Regions from separate parts of the Homo sapiens genome. Here region 1 is linked to region 2. A link is a loop called in an ENCODE intact Hi-C map of the cell type or tissue named here. Cell type or tissue: Caco-2. All regions are shown on one strand.

Region 1 (2,500 bases), 90 kb after region 2:
GAGTCAGCAATGGGAGTGAAATGTGAGCAAGGAGACCGTCAGCGATAAGGAAGGGGTGACTAAACGAACCGGCCTTCCTGGGGGGATTTGGTTTTTGGTGTGTATTTTGGGCAAGGTTAGATGGGAGCAAGGACAGGAGTCAACAAGACTGTAAGATGAGAGCTCGCCTCCTGAAGGAACTTGGGAGATGCCCCGTGCGCACCCCCACACCCCTTTCTGCTAATCGCTTCCTTCCACCCTCAAATCCCTTTTTGCTCCAAGAATCATCCTCTGGGAGGAACATTTACTCAGTTTACTCATTTCTGCCACCTCACCCGCCACATTTATAAATGAGCCAGGGCTCAGGAAAGTATGCGTTCCCTCCCCTGCCTCCCCAGAGTTATAGAACCACAAAGAGCCACCTTAGGAGGCCGTACGATGCTCCCAGCATTTCCCAGGAAGTTTCAGGCCCCTCTGTTTATAAAAGCAGTAACTAAAGGAATGCCAAGTGCTCTTCAGCTTTGTGTCAGTATAAACAAGTTTCACACTGGATGGATCGCCATCAGCCTGGAGTTTCCACAACCAGCACGAAGTCACCACCTTCTGTTTTCTGCTCTCAGCTCAACCTGGCCACCCACCTCCCACTGTGTCTCAGAGCTGTACTTTCCTGTGGGCAACTTTCTGAGCCTGCAGAGGAAAAGGCATCAGCCATACTGCAGGGTTTATTCATTAAGATTTTCAGACAATTTCCTACTATCTCAATCAATTCAGCGGATAGCTATTAAGAAACCAGAGGGAGAGTTCACTCCAGATACACTGAGATGCAGTCTCCACATGAAGAAACTTAGATCAGGCCTGCAGCTCCAGGACACAACTGCTTATGCGCCTCTGTGCAGCCACACCTGGCTGCCCAGCTCATCAGCTCTAACTCTGTGTTCTGAGGAAATCTCCATTCACCGAGTCCTGCACCTTAACTCAGTTCGATGATGGGATGAGAAGGACACAGTGTGGGGCCTTGATAAGAGAGGAGGCCCCTCAGGCAAGCTTGGGCCACAGTGGCCGAAAGAGCCTTGCAGTTACCAGCAGAACACTGCAACTCACTGACCCTCACTTCTTGCTTTCCTGTCTGCAGTCGAAGCCCTGATCCCTGCTTCATCATTCACACACAGACCACGTGTCTCGAAGTTCCAAAGTTAGCAATGGCCGGTCCTTTCCAGACCCATTGGTTTACACAGCCTACACCCCAAATTCTACCTGTCTTTGTTCTCTGTTTCCTGTAAGACTGTGTGTGGGCCTCACCTCCTTGGCTAACTAGACTGGAAGCTCCTGAAAGGCAGGGGCCTCTCACCCGGGTTCTTTTTTCCTTCTCAGCACTCAGCAATCTGCTTGGAGCAAGGCTTATAGATCACTTTGTTGATTGTTACCAAAACATGGACTTGGCCAGTTCTGGGTAAATCTTTAACTTTCAAGGAGCCTGTGAGCAGACGAATGTCCGAAGGTGCTAAAGTTGTATGACTCAACAGATACAAACACAGATGGGGTTGGGTCATTCCTTATTCCACAGCTGGTGCTCTGTCACCTGGGTCCATATCCTCCCGATAAACAACCTGGCTGAAAAGTAAGAGCTGAAGGGCTAAGAGGGAACTGCAGGCCCAAGGCCCAAGGAGGAGACGGGGGAAAACAAGAAGGGAGGGATTAAGAAAGAGATCCACAAAGAGGAAGGGGGAGAGGCAGGCAGAGAGAGATTAGAGCAAAAGAGACAGACAGGAACACAGAGAAAGAGGGAGAGAAACAATGGAGAGCAAGAAAGGTCAGAGGTGCCGAGGGAGGGTGGTAGAAAGCTCAGGCGGTCTGGGATCAGGTCACCAAGCCATGATTTGTCCTAATAATTGAGCACCTGCTACATGCCAGGAGTTGTGCTAGGCCCTGGACATGCAGTGGTCAAGAAGGCAAGCCCATTCCTCAAGGAGTTTATATTCTAATGGAGGACTGATGATAAATAATATGCAATAAGATGTGTTGAAGAAAAATAAAGCAGAGGCCAAGGATGTTGGGAGTCAACGTCCTGTAATCCTAGCACTTTGGGAGGACAAGACGGGTGAATTACTTGGGCCCAAGAGTTCAAGATCATCCTGGGCAACATAGCGAGACCCTGTCTCTATGAAAATTAAAAAAAAAAAAAGTATTAGCCAGGCATGGTGGTACGTGCCTGTAGTTCCAGCTACTCAGGAGGCTGAGGTGGGAGGATCACCTGAGCCTGAGGCTTCAATGAGTCATGATCACAAAACTGCACTCCAGCCTGGCTGATAGAGCAAGACCTTGTCTCGAAACAAAACAAAGCAAAATAAAGCAAGGTGGAAGTCTACTCTCAAGTAGAAGCAGAATTTCACTTAGAAGATTTGACTCCTCATCCAGTGCTCATGTGAAAGACCAAATGCACCAGACCATCAAGGAGATGGTTTTATTCAGGGTATTGCAATAGGGAGAATGTTCATGAAAGGAGAATGTCTCAAAGAAAAGG
Region 2 (2,500 bases):
GGTGTGCATTATCATGCCTGGCTAATGTTCTTTTTTTTTGAGAGAGAGATGGGGTCTTGCTATGTTGCCCAGGCTGGTCTTGAACTCCTGACCTCAAGTGATCTGCGTGCCTCAGACTCTCAAAAGTGCTGGGATTACAGGTGTGAGCCACTGTGCCCCACCATGTCACTTAATCCTATCACTAATCCTGCCCCCTACTGGGTTTACTGTCAAAGGAAGGGTTATTAGTGCCATCTATATGTGAAGAAACCAAGGCTCAAAGAGCTGTATGCTCACCAATGTTTACAGTGCCTGTAACACAGTAGGTATTCAATAAATATTTGTTAAATGATTTTAAGCCTCTAGTAAGTGTTGAAGTTAGATTTCAAAAGCAGATCATTTGACTCTAAAACCAATGGACTTTAGAAGAAGCTAGTGAGCACAGGCAAGGAAGAAAATATGTGACTTGGAGTTTGGGTAGTCAGACCTCTGACATTTTATCTGACTTCTCCCTGAGGTAGGCCAAGATGACTGAGCCTGAAAAAATTCTGATAATTCCAACAAAGTCTGTCAGCATTTAGCACAGCTTCTTGAAAGTGACCTTGAGCAATTAAATCATGCATATAGGCAGACATTAGTTCTGGTTCTGGTTGACTCAAAAATTCAACAGCCCCATTTACGGCATGCTTTTAAGTATGATTCTTTTCCCTGTTATTAATTCGTACTCAAAATTTCTCAGCAATAGCTAAAAAGATGGGGGATAATGTATGTTTCAAAGCTGCTTCATCTCTTCTAATGAACAATGTTTAGCTAGGGAGGGTATTGGTGAGGAAGAACGGCTGGTTATTGATTTCACAGAAATTATGTTGTCCAGTCTCAATAAGACATTCATCAAGGGGCTAAGTCTCTTCCTAGTAATTTATTAGTTATATATGGAAGCATGTTAAGTCTAGGAGGTCTCAAGGCACCACTTGATGTTTCTCAGTGGTGACTCATGACATAGAAAGATACCTTAATCACTCTTTGAGGTTCTTCCCAACTTTTAACTTAGGGGCAGCTTTATACCAGGAGCCCCGGACTTAAGCATTCCTTACTGTTTTTCTTCCCTCCCTTCCCTGCTCCTTCCCAAGGCTATGGAGAAACTGTTTTTCATCGTCAAAGAAAATGTGTAGATGATTTATTTATTGACACATTGTCATTGTACATATTAATGGGGTGTTGGGATTCACTCAGGATGATGGCAGAAATATTAAAGGGAAATATTAGGGAAAGTCATAGGAAATAGTCACAAATCTTTTGGAAGGCTGAAAGGTTACATAGCTTGTAATAATTGAACAGGCTGAAGGCAGCCTGTTACCTCAGAGCATTAAGTCATAGGGTAAATACTAGTAACAATAGAGGCTTCCCCAATTAAGTCTGTTTACCCTACCTCCTTTAACTAACCTTTGAGCCAGATGGCCCTCTGTGAGGGAGGTCGACCAGGGAAATTGCCCCCTAATGGTATTTACTTTAGACCGTGGTACCTGAGCTTTAATCATTCGTAGAACTACTCTCTTAACAATGTTAATTATCCACAAGTGTGTTTCCTCAAAGCTTCTATTATTAATTGTATACTAAATAAATGCCTGGAGTGCAAGCTGCTCAGGGCCGACCGCAGTGACAAACCTCTCTTGGTGTGCAGGCGGTCGGACGCTCAGCTGGACTGGCAAAGCAGAATATCTGTGTGTCAGTGTACATTTTATTCATCCGTCGTTTGGGTCAGGGTCTGCGGGCAGACCCCCACAGCTAATGCCCTTGTGTGAGGAGCAATACCTCACACACTACTCCAAAAAATAATCAACCTCACTAACCATCAGGGAAATACAATCAACACCATAATGGGATACCACCTCATTCTACAATTTGATTTTTCAAAAAATATATATATTTATGTATATCACACTATATATATTTTTATATATCACATATATATATCACACACACATATATATGTTGTATAACGATCCAAGTAGGGTAGTTAGTGCATTCATCATCTCATGCATTTATTATCTGTTTTTGGTGAGAACCTTCAAAAGCCTCTCGGCCGGTTGCAGTGGCTCACACCTGTAATCCCAGCACTTTGGGAGGCCGAGGCAGTGGATCACTCGAGGCCAAGAGTTCGAGACCAGCCTGGCCAACATGGCAAAGCCTCATCTCTACTAAAAATAAAAAAATTAGCTGTGTTGGCAAATGCCTGCAGTCCCAGCTACTTGTGAGGCTGAGGCATGAGAACTGCTTGAACTTGGGAGGTAGAGGTTGTAGTGAGCCGAGATCATGCCACCACAGTCTAGCCTGGGTGACAGAATAAGACTGTCAAAAAAAAAAAAAAGCCTCTCTTCTAGCTATTTCATAATATACAGTACTTTACTGTTAATCAGAGTCACCCTACTGTGCAACAGAACATCAGAACTGAATCCTCCTATCTAACAGTAACTTTGTATCCATAAACAAAATTTTCCCTAACCTTCCTTTTCTCTCCCCA

The links. Hi-C counts contacts between places; a loop is a spot of excess contacts. Peaks named below come from ENCODE experiments on the same cell type or tissue, not always from the same donor. Only the 100,000 strongest peaks of a DNase experiment are listed, where the experiment ranks them.
Region 1: it touches region 2 in a loop (3.0-fold over the local background); 1 of 110 quality-filtered maps calls a loop at or near these places.

What each region holds. Positions count from the first base shown.
Region 1 is chr1:94,607,360-94,609,859 of GRCh38, reverse strand. The region is part of intron 1 of LOC105378861 (a long non-coding RNA gene); the gene reads right to left. Among named protein-coding and RNA genes, the nearest start is that of MIR12133, 65 kb to the right of the region's middle. RefSeq lists enhancers at 349-849, 850-1,350. In Caco-2, no CTCF peak of the experiment used is centred here; a DNase peak (open chromatin) is centred at 1,449.
Region 2 is chr1:94,696,985-94,699,484 of GRCh38, reverse strand. All of the region lies in intron 2 of SLC44A3-AS1 (SLC44A3 antisense RNA 1), which reads left to right. Among named protein-coding and RNA genes, the nearest start is that of MIR378G, 48 kb to the left of the region's middle. In Caco-2, no CTCF peak of the experiment used is centred here; a DNase peak (open chromatin) is centred at 1,454.